2 separate regions of the Mus musculus genome follow, and region 1 is linked to region 2. Evidence: chromatin loops called from intact Hi-C (ENCODE). Cell type or tissue: heart. All regions are shown on one strand. Each heading gives the region's core, and the rest is flanking DNA. Links, peaks and the distances in the headings are about the cores only.

What was found. Hi-C counts contacts between places; a loop is a spot of excess contacts. Peaks named below come from ENCODE experiments on the same cell type or tissue, not always from the same donor. Only the 100,000 strongest peaks of a DNase experiment are listed, where the experiment ranks them.
Region 1: it touches region 2 in a loop (4-fold over the local background); 2 of 42 quality-filtered maps call a loop at or near these places.

What each region holds. Positions count from the first base shown.
Region 1 is chr1:132,386,408-132,394,145 of GRCm38, forward strand. Tmcc2 (transmembrane and coiled-coil domains 2) reads right to left here and starts at 4,979. Exons shown (of 5, transcript NM_178874.3): 1 at 4,570-4,979. The coding sequence starts at 4,776. In heart, for the core only: a CTCF peak has its summit at 4,052; DNase peaks (open chromatin) are centred at 1,734, 2,654, 3,984, 5,404 and 1 weaker place; H3K4me3 peaks cover 4,484 bases; H3K27ac peaks cover 4,370 bases.
Region 2 is chr1:132,309,583-132,317,320 of GRCm38, forward strand. It overlaps Nuak2 (NUAK family, SNF1-like kinase, 2), which reads left to right and starts at 6,543. Exons shown (of 7, transcript NM_028778.4): 1 at 6,543-6,890. The coding sequence starts at 6,648. In heart, for the core only: a CTCF peak has its summit at 3,261 (motif pointing right); DNase peaks (open chromatin) are centred at 1,879, 2,649 and 3,379; H3K4me3 peaks cover 514 bases; H3K27ac peaks cover 2,412 bases; H3K27me3 peaks cover 1,526 bases.

The sequences.
Region 1 (7,738 bases), core at 1,412-6,411, 77 kb after region 2:
GAAGCCCGTTCTGTAAACACTGAATTGCAACTAGGGCAGCTGGGAGTGAATCTAGAACCCAATCTGTGGCAGAACAGAGAGCTTCATTTGCCACAGCTTCCCTGCAAGCCCACACACAGGGCTGCTCTGAATACTGCTGCAGGCTGGGGGTGGGGGGCAGTCCCCAGCCTCAGGATCCAGTGTCCTCATAAAGTAGAGATGGGTCAAAACTAGCAACTTGAGCATCCTCGGAGCTGGCCCCCCCGGCACTGACAGGGAAAGGGAACAGGGTAAACACTATACTGAGGTCTAGGTTCTTGTCATCTTATGTATCCTAGCTAGGCGTTCTCCTTGTTTGTTAATTAATGCTCTGCCCTTTCTTTACTATTCTGATCTCAAGCCATCGCCTCTTCAAGCATCTCCCTGATTAACCCATGGATCGTATTCCACTGCATGTGCCCCAAGCACACTGAAGCCTGGGTGCCCTAGGAGTTTTCTTGCAAGTGTTTCATTCTGGAGGCCCTGGAGGCTCACCTGAAAATGAAGAAGGCATTGCCTTGCTGAAGAACTAAGTTTCCATTTCCTGGGTTTGTTCTCCCTCAATCCTGCTTCCCCTGGTGAAATCTACCTGAGGGGCCCATGCCCCATAGATTGCAGGGATACTGTCCCCCAGGATAGCCATACTCCACAGTCAACAAATTATTCAAAGTCCCAGGCTATGCACAGGCCTTCATACCCCCGCCCTCCTCTCGAGTCTAGTAGTAGCTAGTCTTCTCATTTATTTAAAGACTGATACAGCAAATTTTAACCAACTCCTGGCCCTTAAAAAAACAAAACAAGCCGGGCGGTGGTGGTGCACACCTTTAATCCCTGCACTTGGGAGGCAGAGGCAGAGGCAGGCGGATTTCTGAGTTTGAGGCCAGTCTGGTCTACAAAGTGAATTCCAGGACAGCCAGGTCTATACAGAGAAACCCTGTCTCAAAAAACAAAAACAAACAAAAAAAAAAAAAAAAAAAAAAACAAAACAATAGAACAGAAACGCAGAGGGTCGGGAATGTCAATGTTAATTTGTGAATAGATGAGCTATCTATTTCTGCTTTTATTAAACTGCACATGTGTCTCTCTATGGACACCATTATATGAATGTCCTATTTCAATGTTTATAATAACATCTTTTGGTCTTAAAGTGCCCAGTTATCTGTTAGTCAACAGACTAACACAAACCTACCCTCTTGCCAATAGACTGAATGGGGAAGTAACAGGAGCTATTCGCAGGATGCTGAAACACCCTCAAACACCGGACCAGGAAAACCACCTAGGGTTCAGCTCTAATTTCCCTTGGTGTCTGTTGTCTTCCCTGATCCTCACTCAGTAGGAAGAGAGAACAGAATAAGCTATGAACAGAGGAACAGGATCTGAGCCTTGAGTCAAGAGCGCTTCCAACAACACAGGAACAACATGAAGGTGGAACTCTCCTATCTTCTTTAAGGAGTGATGATGATGCTGTTCAGAAATCCCAGAGGACAGAGCACCTCTGGGAACTTTCCCTGGCCAGCATCCTCTGGCTTTTCCTCTCAGAAAAGGCTCTGTTCCTGCACGGAGCGGTGGGATTGGAGTGGTGGAGGGTGGGCAATGCCTTCAGGAAGAGCTGCACACTACGCTCAGCCATTCTCCCAGGCCTCAGCCACAGGCTGTATTCTAAACAGGATCTCTGTGTGCGGAGTTCCCCTAAGCTCCTCCCCACCCCTTCTCACTACAGCCAGTCTCCTCACTAGAGAATTCTGTTACACTTTAGGTCAGCCAGCCAGTCTCTCCTCAACAAGCAAGGACTCTGGATAGCAGCAAAGGATGGAATCATGAGACCAAGTGAATGGAGATGTGAGCTTGAGTGGTTAAAGGAATCCATTTTAACTATCAGGCTCCCCTTACATACTGTCTGCTGAGATCTTTCCCCCTGGAGGATTCATGCTTATCTGAAGCTCTGGCAAAGCCTCAGAAGTGTTTACAGAAGCCTCCTGTGGGGCCGGGCCCATTCGCAGGTTGCTTTTCTGTTATAGTTACCATTTTAAAATGTTACTATGTAACTATTTTCCAGACCCCCACCCCCACCCCCTAACCACATAATCACAGATTCCAAGCTACCACAGAAGAAATTTACGGTGATAGAGGGCTTGTCTAGTATGCTCAAGACGCTGGTTATGATCTCAGGACATCCACCCCTACCCCAACCTCCACACAAAATAAGCCAAGAAATGCACATCGTGCAGTATGATCATCCTTGAAGGACCAGAGATAGCCGAAGCCCCTGACACTGCTGAGCATCACTAGCCGGGCATCATTCAGATCTCTAGCAAAGACCAGATTCTCCTCTTTCTCTCCTGCTATGGAGGTGCTTTAGACAGAGCTTTCCATGCCTTCGCTCCTTGCTCAACAATCAAGATGACTGTCTCCATTGACACACAATCAGTCCCCATGCCTGGAGCTGTCACAAGAAAATAGAAGTGGGACTAAGGGACTGAAAGTTCCTATCTCCAAGTTCAAAATGAAAGCAAAAGCAAGCCAGAGCTCCTGAACAGCATCAACTAAACACAGGCACGGGAAAGGCATTCCAGATTAAAAAGCAAACGCATTTCCTCTTGGTATCATTGTCAAATTCAGAACAAGTCAGCCCCCACCCAGTTCCAGAGACAATGATGAAATTTTTCCACTAAACTGTCAGCCATGGGAAACTTGTCCAGCACTGGAAAACAAGTTTAGCCACACTCCAATATCCCTTGTTCCTTTCTTCAGAAAAGTTAAGTGACATGTCACATTTTGGTAGCCCTGAGTCACATCTGGTAGAGAGGTCTCTGTCCTGCAGTAAACATGTTGTGATGAGACAGACAGAGATAAACAGGCAAGTGCTCTGTGAGTCTCCCCGTGCTTGCATAAGCTTGGATCCACACTGCCTGGGCTATATAGAAGTGTGTGTGTGTGTGTGTGTGTGTGTGTGTGTGTGTGTGTAAGGGTCCTCAATTCTCAATTCCTCCTCAGGACGGCTCAGCGGTTAACATATTGTAGTCAAGTGCAGTGCTATCGCTCTATCTGCCCCTGTTCAAAATGAATGTCATCAAAAAAGATGACACAGGAGGGTACAGACAAGGAGCCTTGGGCAGCTTTATAGACACAGAAACTACAGCCCCCTTAGCACAGCCAGCAGAGGGAGGTCGAAAGGTCACCCCCTGTTCCTCTCGGCAGCATTAAAGGGACTTACCATCTCAGTTAAAACAAAAAACATGTCACTTGGGGGAGGGAGTGACACTTCTTGGAGCCTGAGGGAATCACAAGCTTTGTGAAGAAAGCCTAGGTGTTCAACTAGTCCATCATTACACATAAGGTGGGTGGAAAGAGGTCAGGTTTGCAAAACTTCCACAAAAATTTAAAAGTCCCACAAGGAGTGAGTGGGCTCTCTTCCCCAAGGGACAACACACACACACACACACACACACACACACATAAAGCACACATGCACTCACCTGGCTTCCTGACTTTGAGCTGCTCAGACCAAAGAAGGAATGTCATTAGCTTATTCTAGTGAGCTCCTCCGGGGCCCACAGCCATTTGGACAAGGCTTTAACCTAACGGGAGGCCTTTCTGCTCCCCTATCCCAGACCCTGCACCCTTTCCGGAGAAAATTTCCAAGGCATCAATCCCCAAGGCATTTAAGTTCCTTCCGGGAGCTGACATCTCTCTCAGCCCAGTTGTGAGCTGGCCTAAGGAGCCTGAGCTGGCAGTCCCGATGGTAACTCCAGCAAAGGCGCATTATTTATCCTGGCTGCTGCTGTAATTGATACAGAGATGTATTCAATACAGCTCGCCAATAGTCTGGAAGACCTCGGGCTGGAAAATAAACAGCTCCATGTGAACGGTCCTTTCCAATTCTGGTTCTAGCTGCCGGCTCAGCATGTGTGCAACTTGAACCGAGGCCCCAATCAGCCCAGGCTCTGCCCTGCCACCTGTCAGTTCTCCACCCTGGGGGTTGGTTCAGGAGGCAGAGAGGGATCTCCAAGCACTAGCTTAACCTCTGGCTCCACCTAACGGCAAGACATCTACACCCCCCTTTCATAGATGGACAAACTGAGCTTCGTTCAGGAAGATGCTCAAAAAAAAAAAAAAAAAAAAAAATCCGCACTCGGAGGAGGCTAATTGGCATAGGAAGGTAACGGTCACCTATTTAGCTTCCCAAGCTACAATCTTCTTCTCTAGCCTTCCTACAGAAGGGAGAGTACTGTGAACTTTCTAAGTTAGCATCTTAGATCTCGCCAGCCCTTTGTCTGCAAAATAGGGTTTCACACACGTTCTTCAAACAATCTCAGATGAGTGAGTCATTAGAACGTTTGCTGAATAATGAAGAACACAGAGGACTGAGATGGAGCTGATAGACAGGAACAAATGGTGCCTAGCTTCCCCCTCCGAACCTAGCCGAACATCATTCATCCTCTCTGACCTTTGCGAGCTTCCCCATCACTTTTATTCGGTTAAGACACTTCTGCGAGGGGTGGGGGAAGCTACGTGGCGGGCTGGGCTTGCCTGGAGACGGTCTGCGCTCACCTTTAAATCAGGAGGCTTGCTTCGGGGACCCGGGTTGGGTGCCACCGCAGCGCCAGCATCTGAAGTTGGCCCGCCAGCGGAGTTAGCACTCGAGGCCTCCCCATGCCGGAGGTCCGCGCCTGGCAGAAGGCAAGCAGCGTCTTCCATCCCAGCCCCATCCTCCTCGCCCTGCTGTTGCTGCAGCTCGTCCGATTTGCACCTCTTCATGGTGTAAGTGGGTCGGCAAGGGGAATCTGTCCTTCTAGCGTGCTATCTTGGGGAGAGACCGCACCCCCCTCTTGCACTCAAAAGACCTGGGGTTTAAATTATGGACGAGGGGAGTAGGCAGATCACGAGTTCTTGAATTTAAGAAATTATCTTTTTAAAGGAGGATGAGGGAGGGGCGAAGAGGGGGAGCCTTAGGATAGTTCATTCCGACCTGGGGAGCGGAGGCAGGTCGCGGGCGAAGCCGGGCTGCAGCGGTCCTTAGGCAGTCACTGGCGCGGGAGGGGGGCCGCTCCCGACCCCCAAACTTTCTGCCTCAGGGCCCCGCAGGGCGGCGGGGAGCTGGACCACACCGCGCATCCCCGCCCGCAGGCCGGACTGCTGGGCCAGGCAGGGCACGCGGGAGCCGGCCGGGCGGGTCCCATAGGGCCGCCCTGGGCACCCGGCCCCGCCGCCGCCCGCCGCCCGCCGCCGCCCCGCATGGGCCTGCCTCCTCCCGCCCCGCGCCCCGCTCCTCGTCAGCAGCCGCGCAAGGCTGCGGCCACAGCCCGCCGCGAGCGCGGCCTACCCCGCCCGGGCCTCCGCCCGCCAGCGCCAGGGCGAGGCGAGCGCAGATGGCGCCGCCCGCCAATGGGAAGGCCGGAGGGCTGCGCAACGGCGCGCGGACACCGCTGTAGGCTTGGTTGCACCGCGCGTCCCCCGGGAGGGTCTGGAGGGCTGAGGCTGTGTTGGAGCTCAGCTCTGTGCCGGCTTTGGAGCCACCTCTCCCAGGCTAGGCCTTCACGATCACCCCGCCCATTCGCTTTGTTGGGGGACACATTAAGTGTTTATCATCACTCCCCTAACTCTGCACCTTATATTATATGCATCCCTTCAGTTAGAGACAAGCTAGTCCCTTCTAGAATAGGTGGTTTGGGTCGCAAACCCATGCCTACCTTCATAGCTACAAAAGCAAAGGAGAGGGACTGTTCTGCTACATCCCCTCTTTCTCTGTTTTAAATACACATCTCATAAGAACGCAGGCTTTATGTTTAGAAACTCAGTGCCCAAATACATGCTCACCAGAAGCAGCTTTTTAAAAGGAATGGGTATTAATGGTAGGTATTAATGATATGTACTGAAGACTGGAAAAAGAATGTTACATTTGCCCCATACTATTGCTAAGCAGTTTGGAAGATGAGAGCAGATGGAGCTACCAAAAAATGGAGAGTAGTAGTATTCTACTCTATTAATTCCTATTCGTTCTGCAAACTGTATGCCTTCTTTGGCATGGATGGGTTGCCCTTATTCAGCATCCAGTAGTTCTTAAGGCATAGACTGGACCCTGCATCATCACCATCGTAGTCATCATCATCATCACCACCACCAGGGAACCAGACAGAAATACGAATTCCTGGATACAACTAAATCAGAAGTCATGGACCCAAAGATCCATGTTTCACAAGCCCGTCGGGTAATTCTCACACAAGGTAACATCTGAGAAACACAGGCCTGGGCTACTGTAAAAGGCTGCGCCTCCCCCTGTGAGTCACAGAGCTTTCTCTGAAGGATTTTACAGTTTGCCAGTCTCTTTCACACTCACCAAACCCTTCTTGCCTCACTTCGGTCCCACTAGTCTGTGAGTTTCCTAACTCTGTTAAGCCTTTCCCCCATTCCAGTCCCTTATTTTGATGTGTATCCTAAAAGAGACCAAGTTGTTAAGAATTTACTCTATTCAGGGAGCCACTTTCTAAACTAAGCTGCTCTGTTTTTAGAAGATGGGAATTTAGAATGGGCTGGGAATGCAAAAACACTCTACCTCCCCACCCCATATCCACTACACGGTATCAGGCACAGTTTGGGAATGCAAAGCTATAAGCCTTTTGGATTTTCAATGTTGAGGAATGGCAGAGTGCCAGAGCCAGAGCAGATCGTGGGCAGGGACTAGACAAGCTGGGGGGGGGGCGTGGAGAGCAGATTCCCTCGGTACATGGTACAAAGGAGAGAAACACACTGCTCTCTGCCTGGGCTGAGAGAGGAACGTGTAGAGGCCCCTAAAGCATGAGCAAGTCTTGGGTGGCAATGGGTTTGGAACACACAGTGGGCCCTTCTTGACTCCAAGCTAAAGAAGAGCAGAAGGGGTTCTTCGAGAATCCTTCAAGAATGGGGCTGGAGATATGGCTCAGCAGTTAAGAGCACTGGGCTCTCCTCCAGAGGTCCTGGGTTCGAAATAGCAGTGCCCAAATAGCAGCTAACAACTTCCGTCCCAGGGAACCTAACATTTTCTCTGACCACTTCTTCCAGGCTGCCTGAGCATTAAACATCAGGCACACACGTGGTGCATAGTCATACATGTGGGCAAAGCACTTGTACATATGAAAATACAGTAAATAAATTCATAACAGAAAATTAAATAACCCCTAGGAAGCAGAAAACATCATAATTTTTACTTATGCTTCATTTCTATAACAAATCGATGATCATCCAAGTTTGATTTTGAGGCAGTGCTTCACTATGAATAGCTCAGGGTAGCCTCTAAATTGTAATCTCCCTGAATCAGCCTCTGAGGGTTGAAATTAGAAGCATCTGGCTTAGGTTTGATTTTTAAAATAGTATTATGTATTTATTATGTCTGTGTTAGCCAGGGTTCTCAAGAGTCATAGAACTTGTGGAATGTTCTTAAGGGAATGTAGTGGAATGACTTACAGTCTACAATCCAACTAACCCAACAATGGTCAGCGGTGAATAGGAAGTCCAAGAATCTGGTAGTTGCTCAGTCCCAGGAGGATGGTTGCTTCAGCTTGTCTTCTGTATAAGCTGGAATCCTGAAGAAGTAGGCTCCAGCAGATGTGCTGGCAAGTAAGTGCAAGCAGATGATGAAGAGTGAGTCTTCTGTCTTCCAACCTTATGGAGCCTTCAGGAGGAGGAATGGTGTGCCACCACGCCTGGATTTGGAATTTGCTCTGTCTCAGGCTGGCCTTGAACT
Region 2 (7,738 bases), core at 942-5,941:
TTCTAGAGCCTTAGTGAAGCAGGCTCCACCCTAGGCAGACCCTCTCCCTCACACAGTGACTGGCTTCCTTTGCACCCCCATCACCACACGAAATATTTAGTACCCTCTCTGCCCAGACTTTCACTGCATTCCCCCCACCCTTCTGGAGATCTTGGCTATAAATCTGACTGAAGGCTCAGTAACTCAACCTTCCCTTCAGCCTCCCAGCCCTCATAAAAGCCCCAGCCTCAGCTCCCCATAAAGGCTATCCTTCCAGCCTGCCCCTTCCCACTCAGCACTCCAGACTCCCTCTCTCCTCAGCCCCTCCCCATCTGCCTGTCCCGTCCACCCTGAACACCCCTCTGTGCGTGGCAAATGTAAGCCACTCCTTTTCTAGTCCTCTAGCCACAGTTTTCTGAGGTCTCTTCAGGTTGTGATGCTGTCACTAACCCATGTGTCCCAGGACATCCCAGAGAGCCTGTCAGGTGGGAACTATAGGTATAGCACAGAGCAATTAAAGTCAGAAATTCAGAAGCTCAGAGAAAGCACTGACTGTGAGAGGAAACTGTACCCTGCCCTCTTTCTTTCTTTCTTTCTTTCTTTCTTTCTTTCTTTCTTTCTTTCTTTCTTTCTCTCTCTCCCTTCCTTCCTTTTTTCTCTCTCTCTTTCTTTCTTTCTTTCTTTCTTTCTTTCTTTCTTTCTTTCTTTCTTTCTTCCTTCCTTCCTTCCTTTCTTTCTTTCTTTCTTTCTTTCTTTCTTTCTTTCTTTCTTTCTTCCTTCCTTCCTTCCTTCCTTCCTTCCTTTCTTTCTCTCTCTCTCCCTTCCTTTTTTCTTTCTTTCTTTCTTTCTTTCTTTCTTTCTTTCTTTCTTTCTTCCTTCCTTCCTTCCTTCCTTTCTTTCTTTCTTTCTTTCTTTCTTTCTTTCTTTCTTTCTTTCTCTCTAAAGATTTATTTATTTATTATATGTAAGTACACTGCAACTGTCTTCAGACACTCCAGAAGAGGTCATCAGGTCCTACTACAGATGGTTGTGAGCCACTATGTGGTTGCTGGGACTTGAACTCAGGACCTTTAGAAGAGCAGTCGGGTGTCTCACCAGCCCCCCTGCCTGCTTTCTTGCTTCAGTTCTTCCCTACAGAAGACAGACACAGAACCAGGTCAGAAACTAAGCAGAACTTCAAATCCCCTTGCTTATGGACTTGCTCCCACAGCGTAGGCTCTCATAGGACTTCTAGGTCAGCAGTTTATGATCTCTGGTGATGATGGCTCCTTAATCCAGCTTGCAATAGCCACCCCCGAATACCAGACTGTACCGGTGTTATTCAGGGCCACGACGGAGGAATGCTGGCTCCCACCTTCCTTTACCCAGGGCCAGGAGCTGCTGACCCGGCTAAAGAATGTGCTTTGCTTGGGGTTAACATTCCAGGATCAGCTTGGAAGCCCAAGGACTTGTGTTGGCAGCAGGAGCCAACTGGGCACAAGGCAGAGAGGGGGGACTAGACATCGCCCCTCAAATCCAGGCACATATCCCTTCTATATATTTCCTAGTCACTCCTGGGAATGGAGGCAGAACTGACAGGAAGAACATATTCTCTCATTTATATGAAGTGAAGCTACTGGGCCCTGAGCTGCAGTGTCCCTTGCGATAAGCCCCACCTGCTGGGGAGCCTAGAACTCTCTATAAAGCCACTTCCAAGTTCAGGGTTTCACTAGGGCAATTAGGCTTAAGGAGGCTCAGTCACATCACCCAGCCCTGTCTCTGACTCCCACTCAGCCTTGTTGTGCTTCCTGCCTCATTTGCATCAACTACCAATGCACCCAACACCTAACCCAAGGCTCAGTGAAGAGGCATTAAGGTTCTGTGCACTGGAGTGTTGACAGCTAGAGAGACAGGAGTTATTTTTACTGACACAGTCTCAGGCGTCAACGGTCCCGGGTGACTTACTGCGGTGGAACCACTCAGGGAGCCCATGGAAAGCACTCGGGATCTGGGGGGCCCACTAGAGGAATCCTGTAGCGTTTAACACCTGCCTAAAGCGCAGACACCCTGGTTTTGTAATACCACAGAAGGAGAGTTACAGAACCTCAGAGGTCAGAAAGAGGATGTCGGTCAAAGGGCAGACAAGGAGGAAGATCTCTGTGTTCTACCACTAACAGGAAGGCGAGGAGCCCCTTGCAAAGCACTGACTGGAACCACTAGAATTTAGGATAAAATAGAAAATAAAAATAAAAATAGATACCCACCATTGAGCTTAAAATTTAGTATGTGGGATAGTTAAGAGCATCTTCATTTCCTCTCTCCACAGCCTTCTCTTGTGTCCCCCAGCTTCTCCTGTGTCCCCCCAGCTTCTCCCGTGTTTCCCAGCTCTTCCTGTGTTCCTCAGCTCCCCCTGTGTTTCCCAGCTCCCCCTGTGTCCCTCAGCACCTCCTGTGTCCTCCAGCTCCTCTTGTGTCCCTCAGTTCCTCCTGTGTCCCCCAGCTTCTTCTGTGTTCCCCAGCTTCTCCTGTGCCCCCCAGCATAGCTCTCAAGCCCCAGACAGTTTCAACAGTCACTCACTAACTCTGAGCTTATCTTCACTCTGGCCTGGGTCAGATCAAACAGCTCAAGTGTCTGTTAAGACCTTGTTGTACAGCCTCCCCGAAACATAATTGGATCTCTGCCAGAACTGGCCAAAAGACGGAAGGCTAGCCAAAACCCAAGATAGGAGGACACCATCCATCTGGTAACTTCATATCTCATTTGGTCCCAAAGCAAACTCATGAAGGAGACATGTGACATGCTTCATACATGAGTACAGAGCATCAGGAGCCTGAGCAAACCAGAATCCTTACCTAGCCATAAGCCCACCATTTCTGGTGCAGTCTATGTGACCCTGTAGGGACAGGAACTTCATCTCTCTGTGGCTTAGCTTACTCATTGGCACAGTGGGCATAATCATATGGTAGTGTTCCTAGTGAGGAGTGAGTTCATCCGGACAGGCCAGCTAAGGCCAGCACAGGCTGTCACATTCCTTGTAGGACTTGCTAGAATTTTAGCTTGTACCTTTGTAGCTCCAGCTTGCTTGTATTTCCAGAATGCATTTGGGCCCCACAGGTGTTGTATGATCTGACCCATGACATGGAGATTATCATGATTATTTACCTCCAGCTATGCGACTTTCTAGCTGGTGACACTATGCCTAGGATGCTTAGAACTTAGGTCAGCGCAACAAACAGTAGATAGACATTGTAGTCAGTTTCAGCCATGACACAAGCCCTGTTATACTCAATTAGGCCAGAAGAGAGCAGCTTTGAGCCCTCAATTTCCTAGACTACAGGGTTTTAAGCCAGCTCCTTGGAGTCATACCTCCTTGGTTTGGAGAACCAGTTCTAACTGGCTGGTTCCTGTTCACACAATTCCATCAGCCCCTAAGAGGGCAAAGGTCCACATATCCAGGCCTTACTGTCCACCACAGAGTGGGGCTAAGAGCTGACCGAGGGCCATAACTCATCTGAGTTCTGGGAAAAGGCAATTTAATGACCCAGGTCTCTGGCTGGAGGTGGGTGGTGAGCTGGGTCCTGCATCTGCTCTTCTCCCAGAGGAAAAAATGAGATCTGCCCCAATAGTCCTGGGGAGTAGATACTCTTGTGTCCTAGAGACCCCTTATGGTTCTCGGATACACAGAAAACAAATGCATTAGCTCTCTCTGTTCTTTCTCCCTGCCTCTCCATGTCATGCCTAAGACTAATCTATGTCTCACCCACCACTTCAAAACCCAAGTGGCTTCCTCTGAGCACCCCCTGACCCCTGAACTCCTGAACCAGATAAGATCCAACTTTTCTGCCATATACCTGTACTTCACACCACTTTGAGAGGTCTCCCACTTTCTGTCCTAGATTATAGAGGAAGCTTATTTTGTTTTTATCTTCTTTATTTATCTTATTTCTCTTGTTAGGCAGAAAAATTCTCGAGAGTGGGGAACTAATTAGTAGTCATCCCCCTTAGATGTGCCTGATACCTGCCTTACCCATTCCCATCCCATTTCCCCCACTGCACATAATACTTGTCACAGCACATTCAGACTATGGAGTTCAGGAGTTCAGGAATGGATACTTATTCCCGGTGACTGCACAGAAGGCTCATTTTCCACAAGAGTCTTTAAATCCTTGGTTCCCAACCTGTGGGTCATGACCTCTTTAGAATTGCAGGGCCTTTTCTCAGAAGTCACATATCAGAGAGCCCCCGTATCAGATATTTACATTACAATTCATAACAGTAGCAAAATTGCAGTTATGAAGTAGCAACAAAGATAATTTTATGGTTGGGAGGTCACGACAATACAAGGAATTGCATTAAAGGGTCAAGGGATTAGGAAGGTTGAGAATCATTGGGCTAAGTAGTTGGTGACTGGGTGCAAGGGTTAGAAGAAGTGCTTCCTCCTAAGACTAGAGCGTGAGGCAGACAAACTGAATGAGGGTGACTCAGCTCAGCTTAAACGTCCTAACAAATCCTCCAAAGAGCTAAGCCCAATCTTTAAGTCACTGAGCCACATCCCAGGTCCTCCCTACACAGAATGAAAGTTAGTTCTGGCACTTGGTTGTTCTAATCAGTAGTTCTGTAAACAATTGTTGTTAATTTATTTCATATGTACAGCCTTATGCCAGTATGCATTTCTGTGCAGAAGATACATGCTTGATGTCGTTGGAGATCAGAAGAGGGGGCCAGAACCCCTGGTACTGGAGTTATGGCTCTTTGTGGGTCATCTTGTGGGTGCCGGGGATGAAATCCTGGTCCTTTGGAAGATCAGTCAGTGCCCTTACCTGCTGAGCCATCTCTCAGTTCTCTCCATGGTTCTGATGGCTCACTCCTCTGCCTGCAGGTCTGTTTGTTTGCCTCCTGTGTCCATCCATCCATCTGGTCTGTATGAATCCACTGTGCACCTTTATCTGTTCAGCAGTGCCCTGGGTATTGGGGGTGTTTAGGAATAGTGATAAATGTCTAGATTGAGTCTTAAAGGAAACCTTGGGCTCCTCTGAAAAAAAGTCTTCATCTTATGAGGAAATGTTGATACAGCTAGCTAACAGACATGGGTCTTCTAGTAAGCTTTAAAAGCCCTATCTTTAGAAAGCAACCCCAAACTATCCTCCTCTCATCTTGGCTAGGGGCTCCCTCCTCTTTTCATGTCAGTCAGGTCTAGAACCCAGGTCTCCCATCCCTGAGCCTGCTCCTCTGACACATGCTTTTCATTGTCCTACTCTGCCTGGACAGACCCCAGGAACTGACAGACAGGGCGCACAGAGAGCAGACTGGTTGAGCCTTTTCTATTTTCACAGACTACTCAGAGTGGAGAGGCAAGCTGGCAGAAGATAGGGCACTAAACTAGCTATACAGTTTCCATGGACCGTCCGAACTTAGAGAAGGCTGATTCCCGGTGGATGGTCTCTGGCTACAGAGAGCTCCAAGACAAGGAGATACCAGTTATTCCCTCTGAAAAGATTCAAAGGGCAAACAGAAGTAGGAAAATGGGCAGAGAGTAGTTTTTTTTTTAATTTGATAATTGAGGACGTAGTCCTCTTTGATCCTCTGCCAAGTCCTAAAGATACAGCTAGAGATGAGGTCCTGCAGATGAGGGAGGGATGCCTGCCCGGAATAGCTAGAATTAGGGAAGTCCTCTTGTCCTGTACTCTTTCCCTATAGGCCAGTATCTGAATTCCAGGCTTTCTTGCCAGCTGTGTGGCAGAAGTAAACTCACTTTCTACATCGGAAAGGGGGGTCTGGACATAGCCTTCCAGGCCCCTTAAATGCAGCCAAATCTTATGCCCAACCTCCTGCTCTTTTGAAAAAAAAAAAAAATCCACTGGGAGGAAACCCTGGGACCAAGACACTCCTTACAGATTTAGGAGCTCGTGGATGTAAGTCCTTGGAATGTGATGTGCTTTTTTCACAATTTATGGAGATCCACAAGGCCACCACATCTTGAGGGAATCCACGCAACCCTACAAAGTAAGGATTTCCCAGGCCTGTTGGATTCCAGAATCCAATTAAGGTTGGTGGAATCCAAGCAGAGTGAACATGGAGTCAGGACAGCTCTCTACCAGTGCTTAGCTGGCGTCAGTCTCCAACCCATTCCATCTCCCTATTCACTTTCTCCTTTATGGACCTCAAGAAGTTATCAAAAGGCTTTTCAGATTTTGAGCTTGGAAGAAACAATTTACTGCATGTGGAGAAATACTTCGGGACTTTCTAGTGCCCTTAGATTGTCCCTTGCCAACCGAGAACACAGCACAATAGCACAAGGTTGGCGTCATTCAGAGACTAAAGCAATTCAGAGAGCCTTCAATCCTAAAGACTGGCACTTCGGTATTAATTCGGCTCTGCCTCCATTCTCGCATTCCTGGGCCTCGGGTCCAAGTGGGCGGGGCCCCATTCACACCTTTCCGCGCCTAGCCAAGGGGAGGAACGGGGCAGGAGAGGGTGAACCAATGCGAGAGGTTTTGGTCACGAGCCGCCGGCAAGTCGGCCAATGGGACGCAGGGGCGTGGTCAGGACATTCCCCCTCGAAACGTTTTATAGCAATTCGGAACGCGGGGCTTTCTAGCGTGCTCGGGTGCGGCTGTGACCTCTGAGCCCGCGGCTCAGCGCGCGCTGCTACTGCTGCCCGACCCACTCCACCTCGCGGTCCCCGCACCATGGAGTCGGTGGCCTTACTCCAGCGCCCGAGCCAGGCTCCCTCGGCCTCCGCCCTGGCCTCGGAGAGCGCCCGGCCGCTGGCGGACGGGCTCATCAAGTCGCCTAAACCTCTGATGAAGAAGCAGGCGGTGAAGCGGCACCATCACAAACACAACCTGCGGCACCGCTACGAGTTCCTGGAGACGCTGGGCAAGGGCACCTACGGGAAGGTGAAGAAGGCACGAGAGAGCTCGGGGCGTCTGGTGAGTGTCCCTCGCGGCTCCCGGCTCTCGGGAGCTCACAGCGCGTCCCTTGCGGTGTCCTCGGCTGCGTTGCCAGGCGCGCGCATTTTAGATGTGTCTGTCCGTGGTTTTCAGGACAGTGCTCATCTGTCCTGAACCTTAGCTTCACTAGATGCCTGTAGTTTGAGAAGACGGAGCTTAACTTGAATTTTGACGGGAACAAACGTCAACAGAGTAGAATGGAAGGAGGAAGTTGAAAGCACCAGTTCTTAGTAGATGGATGAGGTGTGGAGATCTTTAACTCTGACTTGACACTTTGGGGCCTTTCCAGCCGAAATGAAGCTAAGTTTGGTTGGGATAGGTTTTTATTCTGGGAAATGTAAAAGCAGGCCCAAATGTCAGGTCCACTCCCAGCACTCCAGCCACATCTTTGGATGTGAGGCCTTTGGGGAACTTGCCCTTTTGATTTACGCATGTGTAATCGTAATAATAATCCGTAACTCTGAGCAAGTTCCTCCATCTCTGTTTTCTGTTTCCCCTTCTGCAAAAATAGAGAGAACACAGCCTGTCTCACAAGCTGCTTGGAAAAAATAAGATATAAATGTGAATGCACTTGAGCCCTGATCACAGATCCTGTGTTGAGAATGAATACTCCTATCTGGAAACCTCCCCTTGGAAGGACAGCAAATTTACCAAAAGTTACACAACAATGTTTCTTCCACTCTAGTTCAGTGGGCCTGAGTATTAGCTGGCTACTTGTTTAAAATGTGCAGTCTCTCATTTTCCACCAAGGGAACTATTTTATAAAAGGTCTATAATTCACATTTTCGCAAGGCTCAGAGCAGGTGGTTTAGGGAGAACATTTGGCA